Regions from separate parts of the Homo sapiens genome. Here regions 1, 2, 3 and 5 are each linked to region 4. Evidence: chromatin contacts called from ENCODE Hi-C or POLR2A ChIA-PET data. All regions are on one chromosome and are shown on one strand. The core of a region is the stretch at or near the end of the contact, and the rest is flanking DNA. Distances in the headings are between cores, read along the strand shown. Region 1 has its middle 240 kb from the start of LINC00924. Region 2 has its middle 120 kb from the start of LINC00924. Region 3 overlaps LINC00924 (long intergenic non-protein coding RNA 924). Region 4 holds the start of NR2F2-AS1 (NR2F2 antisense RNA 1). Region 5 has its middle 170 kb from the start of LINC00924.

Region 1 (2,700 bases), core at 45-2,544, 660 kb before region 4:
GAGCCTCTACAATCAGTTTCACGGGAAGCCTAATTTCACTCACTGCTTATACATATGAGGAGACACCCCTCCCTGCCTCCCCCTCTCCCAATGTTCTTATCAAATGAAGAATTGTGGATAAGGGTTAGGTGCAGATAAACATGAGTGTAGCACTTTCAGAAAGGTCGTGATCCCCCCCATAAGGTGCTTCTTGTTATGCCTGACCTTCAGATTTTCATCATCAGCCCGCCTGACAACTTAATAATGCAGAGGAGCAGGATTCATTTCGCCCCTCTGAGAAAGCCAGCACGGGACGCCCTTTTCCCTGATTATTTCCCTGCACTCCCGGCTGCCCTTTATAAGCCAACCAGAACTCCATCAATCATGCCCCTCTCTTCCCTCGCCTCCTCAGCCCCCAGTTCTGAAGACTCTAAAGCTGCCCTGTTCCTTTTGTCTGGGGCTGGATTGTGTATACAAAGATCCCCAAAATGGGGGTGGAGAGGCACACCTTTAGCAAATAACTGCTCCCCTTCCCAATCCCTGCATCTGGGTCTGAGGATGGTGCATTTCTTTTTCTTTTTTTCTGCTTGTTTAAAGAAATGCTTTTAAAGTTCTCATCCTTATTCGTGGGTAGCGTTGTCATGCACCATCTCTCTTAACGAGCTCCTGTAAATGCTGGGGTTTAAATAACCTGAATGTGAGTTAGAGGTTTTTTAGTCTTTTTTGGACCCGTTTCTTCGTTATGGTGAATATTGTTATTATTAGTGGTTTAGCATTCTAGAAGCAGCTAAAGGCAATGAAGCCTGTTTCACATCTTCTTCCTCAGCCCTTTTCTCCTTTGGAGTATGAGGAAAGAGGGAGAGAGAGGACAGAAAAACAGAGACAGGGATGAAAGCATACAGACAGAGGATAGGGAGGGAGAAGACTCAGGCTTGTGGGAGTAATCAGGCATTTATTTCACCTTGGTCAGAATAAAAGCGACATGCAAAAGTTTTGAGGGAAAAACATGAGTGCTTTTAGAAGGTGATGATATAGATTGGAATTGGATTCTAATAGCTGTAATCAACCTGTTCTATAAAATATGCTTGGACTTCACTCTGTACCTTGCAAGTGTTTTCCTGCAAATAACGAAGAGGTTTTAGGGTACAATATAGACAGGGTGCCACCTAAGGTGTCCGTGTGTGCCTTTCTCCAGGTCCAGGTCCGTGGCCTCCAGCAGCTGCCTTTCTGTCTTGAAAAAGGATACCATCTTCCCGAGGCTAGCAACTCAGCTGGCTGAGGGAACATGAGCCCAGCCAGCTAGTAGACTTGCATCCCAGGTTGCTGGGTGAGCAGGATGGAAACCTGTGCCCAATCGGATTGGATAGCAGGTCAGGCCAGCACACATGAGGCTACTGCCCTGATGTTGTTTGTTTTGTTAGGTTTTTAAGAAAAAGAAAGGAAAAGACTACGCTGTGGAAAATACAGTAGATTCACTTGATTGCCAAACAGTTGTTAAACAAATAAAACAGATCTCAAATCATCTTCGACAATAACAAAGCCAAGAGGTAAGGGCAGAAAATACATCACATAATGTTTAATCAAAGACATACGTGTATCCTTTACTTCGCAGCACAAATTCAAAACCTTTTGTTAAAATAGAAAACAAGTTACTCAGTTTCATTTTCATTCTCATTGTTTTGTTTCATTCTCAGTGACTGGCCAGCAGCAGCCTCAAGGTACAGGATCTCTAAGTAAACACAAGAGATAACGGACACATATTTATTAAGGGCCTAGTACATTCCTAGTTTTTAGTGAGATGCCATGATGTTCAGAGCCTGATATTAACTGGAAACTTGTAACATAGATGTGTGGGGAAATAGAAATCAAGATTTCTGATGTTAACATCTTATTGTAAATACCTATTTCCAGAAATGAATAGAATTAGTTAGGAACACCAGACTTAAACTTGGCTTCCAAGGATTCATTGTGCATGCATGTCCCTGAGGTTGCATTTATTTATTTACAAATTTTAGAATAAAGAAGTCACTGTACTTATAATGTGGATTGTTCTGGAAGATCAGAGATGAAAACCAGTACTTTATTTTGGTACTCTGGGAGATTAGAGACATAGGAATGATGAGTAATGATTTGCATTTTCCATGAGTATATAGTAGTTTTTAGGCTAGGGTAGACTTTTCATCTGAGAAGATCCCTCCTGAAGAAGCAAGTTGAAAGAATATAACAAATTTATCTTGACATTTCTTGAATTTGATGCTTGCCAGACAACCAGGTAGAGATATCAGTGGATGGACAGTTGTATACATGAGTTGTGGGTGAGATCAAGACTAAACAGATTTGTTGAAACTATGAGAAAGGATAGAAAAGTGTGCATAATGAGAAGAGACAGTAAGAGGGAACCCCAAAAAACACTAAGATGAAATGATTGCTGGAAGAAAGAAGCCTATGTATGAAGTAGAGAAAGGTTAAGAAGCCTAAAATAAAATTGCTTTGTTTATGTGTTTATTTGTTTCTTTAATATTCCTTTCACCAACCCCAACATGGAGGTTCCTTCAGGGCAAGGACTTTACCAATCTTGCTCACAGGTGTACCTGGAATATAATAGAAAGCCAAATAAATATTTATTTACAAATAAAAAGGAGTGGATAGATAAAAGGAAAACAGAGAGAGTGTAGTACCCTTTCCTATTCAACAGGAATATGGAAGTAAACCCTAACAAAG
Region 2 (2,700 bases), core at 37-2,536, 770 kb before region 4:
TTCAACCATTTGTAGGTTTTTTTTTTTAGCTAGCCTGGGAGCCTATGTGCATTTAAGCATTTTCTAAGGAATTCTCTGTTCTAGATTTCAAAGATGCTAATATATTCTTTTAGCATTCCCTAAATTTTCAACAATAAACTCACAGCTTTGCAGATTCTCATTCTGGTTCTTGGAGAGAATGTACGTCTTTACATATTTGCAGATTCATGTGTGAAACTTCAGATGAGCTTTCGGGAGCCTTGTGTTAATTAAAAAAGGGAAATCAATGGGCCTGTGAATCCACCTTTTCCTGGGGTTAAAATCCAAGAAGAAATTAAGACCAAGCTAAACAGAAAAACTACATGGGTGGGAGAAATATTTACCATGTATACACAACTCTCTCTCAAGCACACATAAAATACATTATTTTTTTATTGAAGAAAAAAGATATTAAAAAATCCAGTGACTGATTTTGCTTCTTGAACCAAATCAAATATTTTTTTGTCCGAGCTCTCATAACTGCAGTCTGCAGAGGTCACGGCCTCAACTTTCTCCTTCAGATGGTCTGCGAGTGGAATGTCCTTACCATTAAGGCTCCTTTTGTTTTCCTTGGGAGGGTTTTGCTTACACTGGCAAGCGGCTGAGACGAACCAAGGTTCTCTAGACTCTGTTTATTAGGTTTTTATCTTCTTATCAGAGTCTTCCTTCTTAAATCATGTCAGCATTTTACCACTCTTCAGGGATTCCTGGTGTTTTATTGTCTATGAACTGCTTGGGGGGTGGTCAGGGAGGGAGCTCGCCTAACAAATATAACATTTATAGAATAGTAGAACCAGAGAGGACGCCGCGCTCACTTATTATTCCCACACTCACCCGACGTTTCCTCTCCCCCTGCGGGTGAGGAGCCCCCGGGAAGCCCCTTGCCAGCTCAGCCCACGCTTATTTGTCAACGAAGTGACATGGCTTCTCTGTGGACAACCTGCTTTTCAGTTATTTTGAGTGGCTCTTTAAGCCCATATGTACTTGCTTAAGCCATTTTCAATCATCCAAAGAGACCATCGGGTGAGTGGGCGATTGCTTTGAACTTGAGAACATTATTGGGTTTCATTCGCAGATGTAATCTGGATGTAGGGGGTCCGTTTCTATACCTGCTTTTCCTACCACATCGGATTCAGACTTTAAAATAGCCTCATGCCAAAGTGTCCAAACTTCGTAGTCTAAGCACAAGGTTCGGAGGGAAGGTGAGAAAAATTGCCTAGCTTTAGCTAAGGCAGGGTTTTTATGGGGCAGTGGAGGGAGGTGGCCAGAAACCAGGAAGACAAGAGGAATGCTCACTGCTGGGAAAGTGAGTCATCTCTTTTCCCTTTCATTGCTACCCACATGACTCATCATAGTATTATATTTTTAACCATAGGCTGATTATGTCTAGTCACATGTGTTTAAAACAAGTTCTAAAAATAAGGTTAATTAGGAAAAAAACACCTTGTCAGAAAAAAAAAATCCACATCTTTTCATTGAGGTCATAAAGTGACTTTATTGTTATTAATACATATTGGTTTCAAAAGTGGTAAAAACCGTAAGACAATGGCAATAAAACAACTCCTAAAGAGGCATGAGGTTCTAAGGCAGTAGATTATGCTGATATGTGAATTCTTATAGATATAAATTAATTCTATGTATTAGGTTGGTGCAAAAGTAATTGTGGCTTCTGCCATAAGCTCATATAAGATGAGAGTTTGATCTACAAGGGGGGATTATAGTTATTAAAGAGCATTAAACTGCTTTCTAATGTTCATCTATCCTTTCAAAAAATATTTATTGAGTGCTTACCTGTGTGAGGCATTGTTTATCTTGGAATCCCCAGTCTACAGGGACATGGCAATAACTGCCTGGTGTACACACTGGTCTATGTACTCTTGTCTTAGTGCATTGTCCCGGAGAATATACAATTCTCTTTCTAGTGATGAGTAACTGTTTACTCCTACTCTTTGTTAAGACCTCAGGGTATGTATGTTCAGTATTCCATGGTAAGGAAGTCTGAATTCGATGGAGGATCACATGGGTTTCTTTTTTATTTTTTTCCCTCTAATGAATCTTGAATGACATTTCTTTTTCTTTAAGAGCATTTTCCCTACTTATTAAAGCAATAAGTTCTTGTGGAAAAGTGCTTAACATAACAGTTTCACGGCCAGCTTTCCCTTCCAGCTGATAACATCGCAGAGAAAGACGAACACAAGGCTTGGAAATTTGGGACTAAATGCTAACATGATTTTTTAGATAAAAATGAATAGTAATAAAAGAAGTTTGAAATTTTATCATGAAGACTTAAGTGCATTTTTCAAGTGAGTTTCTACTTAGCTTTTTTTTCCCCCTCAATTCCCTTATCGCTGCAACTCAAATTTGAGGGACTTATCGTCTTCACTAATCCATCACTTGAGCTTCATTTTCATGATTTTCTGTGACTTGAGTACTCCAACTATTTAGGGTTCCCCATACTGCCTCAGCATCAACATAATTTCACCTTCATAATTGATTGATTGTACCTTTCACAGAGAAAAATATGAATAAAGGCCTGGATTTTACTAGAATGTAAAAGATAATTGCTAATATAATAAAACACTTGGTAGGACTACTGCTCTCATGAAGTTTAACCTTCCAAGGCTTTCTAAACTTAGTAAAATTATATTAGTCATCTCCTTGTTGTTACTATTATAATAATTT
Region 3 (2,700 bases), core at 149-2,648, 860 kb before region 4:
TCATGCTAGTTCGGCAAGAATATCCCCATTTCATGGACAAAGTAACCCAATTTCAGAGGAGGAAAAGCTAGGATTTCCATACTGGTCCATGACATGGAGCCTGCAACATTATCACATGGCCTCTGTCCCCATATTCCCGTGTTCTGAAGGAAAAGCTGCCCAGTTAATGAGTAATTGTGCCATGCATGGCTTGAATGGCTGTGTTTTTTATAACAATGATACTCAAACTTGAGGTCCATGGATTTTATAAAATCACAGAAACAACTAACTTCACTTGAAGGGTATGTACTTCTATTTTTTATTTTCTACACAAGTGAATTCCTGATTAGACATTTTATTGAGACAGAAATGAGTGTATATAAAGGAAGAAATTCTAAAATATTTGTTCATTAAGCCCAGTGACTTGAAAATAACCTCAAGATCAATTAAAATATAGGAAGTAGAGGGAGCCATAAGTTGTGGTATGAGTTTAAAAGACCACATCACAGAAAAGAAAAAGATTTTTTTTAAAGTATCAACAATAGAAATTGTTCTAGAAGTTTATGCGCAGGAAAATTGGGAAGCCCATGCTTCCCAATTTTCTTTGTGTTTTAAAAAGCCATGCATACAGCTCTTGCTCTTTGATTTTCCCAAAATGAATCTGGAAGCCTCGAATTAGCATTAAATGGAATAATTTGTAAGTGCCCCCTCCCCTCAGACACTTACCCTTTCTTTTATTGTCTAGAATTTTGTTGGAGGTATCCTTGGACTCCAACAGGCAAGTCTAACTTGCTTTTCTAGTGTCATACCCAAAATACCAATTAAGTTGAATAGGGAAATGAATATACTTATAAATTTTTGACAGCCACTGACGGCGATAAGGCAGTCCTTGGCCATAACTTGAAATCAGTTATCAGGGGATACCAGAGGAACAGAAAGTTGTTTTTGCCAAGCCCTTGCAGCCTCCTTTCCTCACATTGGCCAGATGGCCTGGAGGTGGCACTTGCAGCTGCTTCTGGAAGGAACCTGCTGCAAACACACAGGCATCCTTGACACTGCCACCGCACTTGCATTCCAAAGGGAAGAAGTCCTGTTTGGAAAAGAAAAAAAAAAAAAAAATCAAATGGCTACCTCTTGCCCCAACCTCGCTGTCCCCTACCCCTATGTTCTGTCCAAAAGAAAAATCCCTCAGCCGCAATGGTTGTTTTTATTAAATTCTCCTCAATAAAAAGCTCAGGCAGGATTTATTAGGTACTCAGGGCGGACGTTTAGTATTTCGCCAGTTATTAAGTGAAAATCAATAGAAAGCAAAGAAAATGGAAGTCACTGCACTGTTAGCGCACTGTTGTCGCCCAGATATTATGTCGGCTGTCTTGTAGATTCATGACAGACGAAAGAGGCCGGGAGAGAACTTTCTGCTTACATTGCACGAGCCAAAGTGGGGTTATTCATTAGAGCAGGCAGCCGGCCAGATGGATTTCCAGTTCAGTTTTACCATTTATCTTTAAAACGCCTGTATCGAGTGAGAAAGAACACTGATATTATGTGATATCAATGGCAGGTTTATGTATCTAAATCAGGATTTATTGTTATTTTGTTCCAAAGACCTTTTTTTCTCAAGAAATACCATTTCACTGGAAGAAAATAATAGCTAAAACCTTGTCAAAGATAACCTTTCATGCTGTCCGTGCAGCACTAGCTGTAAAACAAATAGAACCCAGGATATAAATAGTTTTAACCACATCCTTACAAATCATTTCTTCTGAATCTGTTTTCCCCATTTCAATATATATATATTTTTAATGCCACATACATGATTTTGGGTCATTCAATGTTTTCTTTGCCTGTAGTTTAGCTCTAAATAATGTCAGCAATTATTTTAATTCCATCTAAAAGCTTTAGCTGTTTTGTGTTCTTCTGTGGAATGCCACATTTCTCAAAAGCGTTCTTTGGAAAAAGCAAAGAGATCTGCTGTTTTTTTTTTCTTCCCTGCCTTAGAATGAGCTTTAGAGTCAAAAACACCCATCATCTTTTTTCAACTACTTCAGGGTCTTCAAAAGCTAGGACATGTTTTCTTTTCACTTGAATTCACATTTTTGGTAGCGTCCGGGTTTTCCGATTCCCTCTCATCTAAAGGACAGATTACAGGAGACCTGGGCAGATCCAATCTCCAGTCAATCCTGCTAAGTAACAAAGGTGGCCAAATACCAGGATGAACCATTGTATCCACTTTATAAACAGCTCTCAAGAAAATACAGTCAATATATTTGTAAAATGTCATTAGTGACACTTTGTGATTAGGAGAAAAATTATACCTGGGTTTTGACTGAAGCGGTTGCCAATAAAGAAATGTGAATGTATTTTTAAGCTACCTTATTTTTACTTTTTCTATCCTTTGGGTTTGGGAAAAGAGAAGATACATTTAGGTTTATATGGATCAATATTAGATAGTAGCCAGACAAGGTTATTTAAAGACCAATATACATTTATGCATTTCTTTTCTTTTTTTTTTTTTTGAGACAGAGTCTCGCTCCTTTGCCCAGGCTGGAGTGCAGTGGTGTGATCTCAGCTCACTGCAACCTCTGCCTCCTGGGTTCAAGCGATTCTCCTGCCTCAGCCTCCCGAGTAGCTGGGACTACAGGCGCCCGCCACCACGCCCAGCTAATTTTTTGCATTTTTAGTACAGACGGAGTTTCACTGTGTTAGCCAGGATAGTCTCGA
Region 4 (2,700 bases), core at 67-2,566:
TGCTCCAGCCTCCGACTAAACTCATTAAGTTGGGAGATTTTTTTCAATTGGACGGGTGTTTTTAAAGTCTCGTCTTTCCAGCCCCAAACAAGGTGTAACAACGCACTCTTCCTTCTAAGGAATGAGATGAGAGACAAGGATCACTCCAGACATCTCCTACCTACGGTTTGGGGTTTTTTTTCTTAAAGGCGAGGCTTGCATTCCTCAGCAGCTATGTACAAAGCTCCCTGAAACCTTGTCTCTCTAAAGTTAGTGTGCAGGGTTTTCCAAGGCTGAGAGAGCCTAATACATGGGGAAGCACTTCCTTGAGGTGGAAGATCTCTCCCTTCACCTTTCCTCTTTTTCCCTGCAGGCTAGTGCCTACTTTTTATCAGTTTGCACAATCGCTTAGATAAACACCGAGGAGGAGATTCTCTTTAATTATCAAAGACACATCTTTTCAGGGGGCCAACAAAGCATTTATTTCACCCGCCAAACTAAAGGAGAGTTATTCCAGTTTAGGAGGAAGATGCAAGCGGTTTGGGACCTTGAACAAGGCAAATATGGTTTTGGTATGTTTACTTACAGTATTTTTTCTCTCTCTCTTTCCTTTCTCACTTTTCTGCTTGTGCTGTGTGGGGTTGGGGATGACTTGGGGCTTTTCAAAATATCGGTTTGCTAACGTGTATGAAATGCCGAGGACTGTGGTTTAAGGGGTTCGGGGAAGGGGGGATCAGAGTCAATTCAATGCATTGCCATATTTTATTACATGTGTGTGGTAGGAGAGATGGTGGAGGGGGAGGGGGGAAAATACAATTGCAAAGCTGCCAAAATATGATTAAACCGAAGCGTTAAGACTGCGGAGCCTCCTATCTCCTCGTCCTGTCTCCTCAAACTCATTTCCTTCCACAGAGCAAACTAAAAACCAGTCCTATAAAGCGTGGTTTTGCAAGCAGCAGATGACTCGGTTTTCTAGCAAAGGAGCTGCTAGGCTCGCACTAAGTATCAGAATTTACTGTTCGCTTTGCCTCTGCGCTTCATTTTGCAACCTTGTGCAACTGACAGCCAGGCAGGCAGGGAGGGAGAAAAGCCTAGCCCGGCGCCCTCGGCCACGGTTCGGGTAGGCGAGCGCTCGGTTAAGCTAGGAGGAGAATCGCGACGAGAAGGGTACTCACCATCGGGCGGGGCGGTGGAGCTGGCGTGCGGATTTCAGGCAAACGTTTACCTTTTTGCTGTCTATTGCAACCGCGCCGGGCTGACTTAAGAAGCAATTCTGTGCTCTGTCCAGAACATTCAAGGAGCGGTTCCTCATTTTTAAAAAGCCAGCGAGAGAGACGACAGAGACAGAGAGAAAGAAAAAGAGAGGAGGGGGTGAGGGGGACGCACATAAACCCAGTTCAAAAAAAAAAAAAAATCACCTCTTCGCCAGTGACTCGGGAAACGCAGAGGTGGCGAGATCCGAGTACGGTCCAACCAAGCCAGAGCCAATTAATTTTAAATCCTGAAGAATTATTCAGATTAAAATGTACAGAAGTTTCGTTCTCCTATGCCTACGTGAGTCCAAAGTCGTTTCCCTTTAAGAGCTCCTTTTCTTTTAAAGTTGAATTTTAGGCAGCGAGGACTCTTACACTAGGGGGCAGACAGATACTGTACTTGCTCTAATCTTAAGCAATTTTTTCCCTCCCAGCATATGCTCTGATTTAGCACTGTAAATTTTTCAGAGGACCTAACTCTGACAGCCCCTGGTGATTTTCAAAGTACCACAAGCCAGTGGTTAAAAATTGCATTGACTTGGAAGTTCAGAGGGACACAATGGAAGCCCCTTTCCCTATTCATGGAGCTCCAGTGTGGTGGAAGAGAAAAACACACACGGACTAGATTGAGGGAAAGGAGGAATTCAATGAATCCTGGAGGACGGAACTGGTTTCTACTGAGTTCAGAGTTAAACTCGGCATTTGCTGGGGTCTGTATTCATATTGTGATTCAATCTGTAAAGAAATACAGCCCATCAGGCCACTTTCTGCAAGAAAATTATATTCCTGGGTGTTGAGTTTCTTTCTTTTCTTTTTTAGATTAGGGCAAATGTTGTCCCAACTTTCTCTAGGCAAATTAAAGCTTGCCATTCTTCTCATTATAATAAATTTACATCTGCAAAAAAAGACTGAGTTGGATTTTTAAAAAACAACAATAATATATTGATTTTATCTTCTCAGAGCTTTTTAACCTTAGACGCACAGCAAGTGAGCATCTCTGGAGAAGACATTTAAAAATATTTTTGCCCTTTTTTCTTCTCAGTCTGTAGTCTTGTCTCTTCTTCTATGCATTAAAATTAAGTATAATTCATACGGTGATTTTTTTTCTCCCTTGTAACAGCATTTCATAACTGAATGAGTCCTAAAATACAGAGTGAAACACCCCTGACTTTATGGCAGCCCTGTGATCATTTGCCTAGCAGGCTCCAATTTGTTAAGATATGGTTGGGAAATTATTCCATTTTAATCTAAGGCCATCACGCATACTTCAAATTCCAAAAATCTCTAAGTGGACTGGGGAAGCTCTTCCTCCTCGATATTGTTCCTTCCCATGTTTGTAAAAGGTAATCTGCTATGGAAGTCTCATTCAGGAGGTGAGATGAAGATTTCCCTATAATCAATTATTTTCATCCTCTATTGAGATGGGAATGCCCATTAGATTTCCTATCTCAACCCCAGTCTCATCACA
Region 5 (2,700 bases), core at 102-2,601, 720 kb before region 4:
ATAAGATGTTAGGTTTTATATGGGCACAAGAAGTAATTGAAGCCAGTGGTAATGCCTAATGTTGTTTTAATTAAGTCCTCAATTAAGAATTTTAAAAGTTCCCACCTCAGGTCTCTCTGTGGTTAGGTACCTGACCTTGGGCAATCTTTTCCCACATAACAGGGACCCTATTCTTTTAAATAAAAATGTATATTGAATAAGGAACTGAAGTAGTAGCATAGTTTTAAGTAGATAATAGCTGATACGGACTTTTTTCCCCTTTCGGACCACCAGAAAATTAAATATTTTTGCAAGTCAAAACAATGCTGCTGTGAGTTTCATCGAGTTTCCATTTCCATGCTGCCTCCAAACTTCCTGATTCCAGCTGGGATCGTGATCAAAAATGCAAAAACATATGTAGAGAAGTTATTCTTCTGGAACATCTGACCGGAAGCAGGAAATGCAAGATATCTCACGGGACTGCCTGTTATCAAAATATACCCAGTCCAGCAGTGCAAAGACAAGAGAAGTTTGCTTGTTCAACACCCAGATAAAGAGGATTATAGAACATTCTGCTATAGATGCAGCACTGGCAAATGATATGGGACAGAAATGCCCCCTGTAAGTTCTAGTCCCTGACCCACGCTGTATCATTACGTGGTCTTGCAAAGTCCCCCTTAACCTCTGCCTGCCTCATTAAACACGTCTACACAACAGACTTTTACAATAATAACTTTAAAGCACGTCTCCCTTAACAAATCTTGTAAATGGGAAAATCCTATTATTATCCATGGATAAAATGGAGATTTATACTCATAGTAACTGCTAAAGGTTACCATACACTCCATCCCAATGCTCAAAAAGCAAACTGATTTTGCTATTTGAATTTAAAATTACACATTTTGTTTTTCCTGTAAGTCTTGAAAATATTTACTTGAGCTTTTCCAATAAAATCAAATTTCATGAAAACATGTATTTTAATTACATGGTAACTAAGTTTTATTCTCTTTTTTAAAAATAGAAGAAATTGAAGGGAAATATTCTTCAAGAATTCTAGCCAGGTATTCTAAACCCATCCATCATAAAATCATTGGCACACAGCAGGCAACTGGAAAAAGGATACCTTTTAACCTCAACTGGCATAAAAGTGTGTATTTATTTTTAAGAAGTGAAATATAAACAGACATGCTGAGAGTCAAGTGTTTTATGAATTAAAAAAAGATTTCACACACACACACACACAAACACACACAAACACACACACATACACACACACACATTTACATATAAAACTTTCCCCAGTGGGCCACAGAGGATTTATGTGGATGTGAACTCTATTTACTGTTAGTATTAAGGAAATAGTGGCTTTTTAACAAGTTACTCATGCCTGGAAAAAATCCCAGTTTTGCAAGTTATCCAAGATTCTTTGCCAACTGTCCGTGGGAATCACTGGGATGGGAAAAGTTCAAATTTGTTTTAAAAGAATTTGCTTAATGGAAAATTTAAAAAAAAAGTAGAAGAAAACCAGTAACCCACTGTGCTAATCTTTTGGTTAAATAAGAATAAAATATGGTCTAGTTACTTTATTTTTCTTCAGTATTATTTTAAGAAAAGGAAAAAAAACAAAAATTTTCCATTTTTATGTTATCTCATAAAATCACATTTAGGACTTTATTTCAGTTATCCAAGGGTCTGATGACTTGCTGGCTTTGATTAGCCTAAGATTATACCAAAAGGGGCCTGGGGACTCTGGTCAGAGGCATTAAATCAGATGACTTGACATGGCTTATCTTATGTCATTTTAAGATTTTTTTTTTTCTGTTCCAATCAAACAGCACAGTCTAGTTACATTATTGCTGTCAATTTCAAAACTACAAAACACTAAAAAAGCCAACATTAAAAGTTGTGTCATTTACAATTAGAAAACAGGAATAATTGTATCTTTTCTGGAACTTAAAAGGTGCCCAGCAGTGTTCCAAGTTCTTTTATATATATTAATGCCTTTCAAGTTTCCTTCCAACCTTACGGTTTTACTCTCCTTTCACAGGTGTGGAAACTGAGGCTCAGGGAGGTTAAATAACTTCCCCATGCCACACAAACAGTAAATGGCGAAGCTAGGGCAGAAACCCAGGTGATCAGGTTCCAGAGTGCTTGCTTTAACCTCGTAAATTATACCGCTTCTGAGAAAATATAATGCACAATTTTTTTAACCAAGAGATTTTATTAGAACATATCACAAGTTAATGTGATTTTAATTTGCTATGACAGAACCCATATTTATAGAGTAAGAAATGATAAAATGGAAACTTTGCTTTTCCACTTATGATACAAGAGATGTGAAATAGATTCTCTTGCAGCCATCCATGCAATGGGTGTGCTTGTTCTAGTTTTATTCTGCAAAAAGACCCTTGGGCAGAAGCATCAAATATAACTGGGCTCATATAGACAGACAGTTCTCAACTAAATAAACAAACAAAGAAACCCTTCTTCCTCCCCCCAAAAAATCATAGTTTCCTGTCCAGAAAAGCAAAATGGTAAAAGGAAAAATTCTACATATTTTCTATTTCAAAAATAGTTTTAAGAAAGGTGGCTCTCCTGGGTAGACATTTGATTAAAAAGAGTTTTCCACTCTCTTAATATTTATATTTTTCAAAGATACGGTTGAGCATATTCTAGAGATTCTGCCCATCATTTATTTATAGCATTCATACTCTTAGAAAG

Evidence for each region. Hi-C counts contacts between places; a loop is a spot of excess contacts on that map. ChIA-PET counts read pairs that join two places held with the same protein, here RNA polymerase II (POLR2A). Pooled maps may share reads with other maps.
Region 1: a loop to region 4 is called in a pooled map, with 3 times the contacts of the local background. The contact joins the enhancer-like site here to the promoter of NR2F2-AS1 in region 4. A Hi-C loop is called at or near these places in 1 of 168 maps with a recorded cell type or tissue (IMR-90) and 7 of 50 pooled maps. POLR2A ChIA-PET finds 5 or more read pairs at or near these places in 2 of 52 experiments (AG04450 and BJ).
Region 2: a loop to region 4 is called in a map of PC-3, with 9 times the contacts of the local background. The contact joins the enhancer-like site here to the promoter of NR2F2-AS1 in region 4. A Hi-C loop is called at or near these places in 10 of 168 maps with a recorded cell type or tissue (HCT116, IMR-90, MCF 10A and 7 more) and 6 of 50 pooled maps. POLR2A ChIA-PET finds 5 or more read pairs at or near these places in 4 of 52 experiments (BJ, HEK293, activated T-cell and 1 more).
Region 3: a map of ovary shows a loop between it and region 4 (6-fold over the local background). The contact joins the enhancer-like site here to the promoter of NR2F2-AS1 in region 4. A Hi-C loop is called at or near these places in 15 of 168 maps with a recorded cell type or tissue (Calu3, aorta, cardiac septum and 8 more) and 13 of 50 pooled maps. POLR2A ChIA-PET finds 5 or more read pairs at or near these places in 2 of 52 experiments (AG04449 and HEK293).
Region 5: a loop to region 4 is called in a map of A673, with 2.9 times the contacts of the local background. The contact joins the enhancer-like site here to the promoter of NR2F2-AS1 in region 4. A Hi-C loop is called at or near these places in 12 of 168 maps with a recorded cell type or tissue (A673, aorta, ascending aorta and 7 more) and 16 of 50 pooled maps. POLR2A ChIA-PET finds 5 or more read pairs at or near these places in 2 of 52 experiments (GM12878 and PC-3).

What each region holds. Positions count from the first base shown.
Region 1 is chr15:95,668,062-95,670,761 of GRCh38, forward strand. No RefSeq gene overlaps it. Among named protein-coding and RNA genes, the nearest start is that of LINC00924, 240 kb to the left of the region's middle. Within about 2 kb of position 1,295, at least 5 of the 41 ENCODE cell types and tissues checked have a DNase peak (open chromatin) inside an H3K27ac peak, as active enhancers do.
Region 2 is chr15:95,556,410-95,559,109 of GRCh38, forward strand. No RefSeq gene overlaps it. Among named protein-coding and RNA genes, the nearest start is that of LINC00924, 120 kb to the left of the region's middle. RefSeq lists an enhancer at 1,191-1,485. Within about 2 kb of position 1,287, at least 9 of the 41 ENCODE cell types and tissues checked have a DNase peak (open chromatin) inside an H3K27ac peak, as active enhancers do; they include HCT116, PC-3, PC-9 and 3 more, where a contact is called at or near this core.
Region 3 is chr15:95,463,318-95,466,017 of GRCh38, forward strand. All of the region lies in intron 3 of LINC00924 (long intergenic non-protein coding RNA 924), which reads left to right. It overlaps LOC105370993 (a long non-coding RNA gene), which reads right to left. Exons shown (of 3, transcript NR_188326.1): 2 at 1,403-1,492; 3 at 270-1,069. Among named protein-coding and RNA genes, the nearest start is that of LINC00924, 32 kb to the left of the region's middle. Within about 2 kb of position 1,399, at least 5 of the 41 ENCODE cell types and tissues checked have a DNase peak (open chromatin) inside an H3K27ac peak, as active enhancers do; they include endothelial cell of umbilical vein and ovary, where a contact is called at or near this core.
Region 4 is chr15:96,325,802-96,328,501 of GRCh38, forward strand. It overlaps NR2F2-AS1 (NR2F2 antisense RNA 1), which reads right to left and starts at 1,317. Exons shown (of 5, transcript NR_125738.1): 1 at 1,155-1,317. It also overlaps a transcript of NR2F2 not described here.
Region 5 is chr15:95,603,565-95,606,264 of GRCh38, forward strand. No RefSeq gene overlaps it. Among named protein-coding and RNA genes, the nearest start is that of LINC00924, 170 kb to the left of the region's middle. Within about 2 kb of position 1,352, at least 4 of the 41 ENCODE cell types and tissues checked have a DNase peak (open chromatin) inside an H3K27ac peak, as active enhancers do; they include A673, PC-3 and endothelial cell of umbilical vein, where a contact is called at or near this core.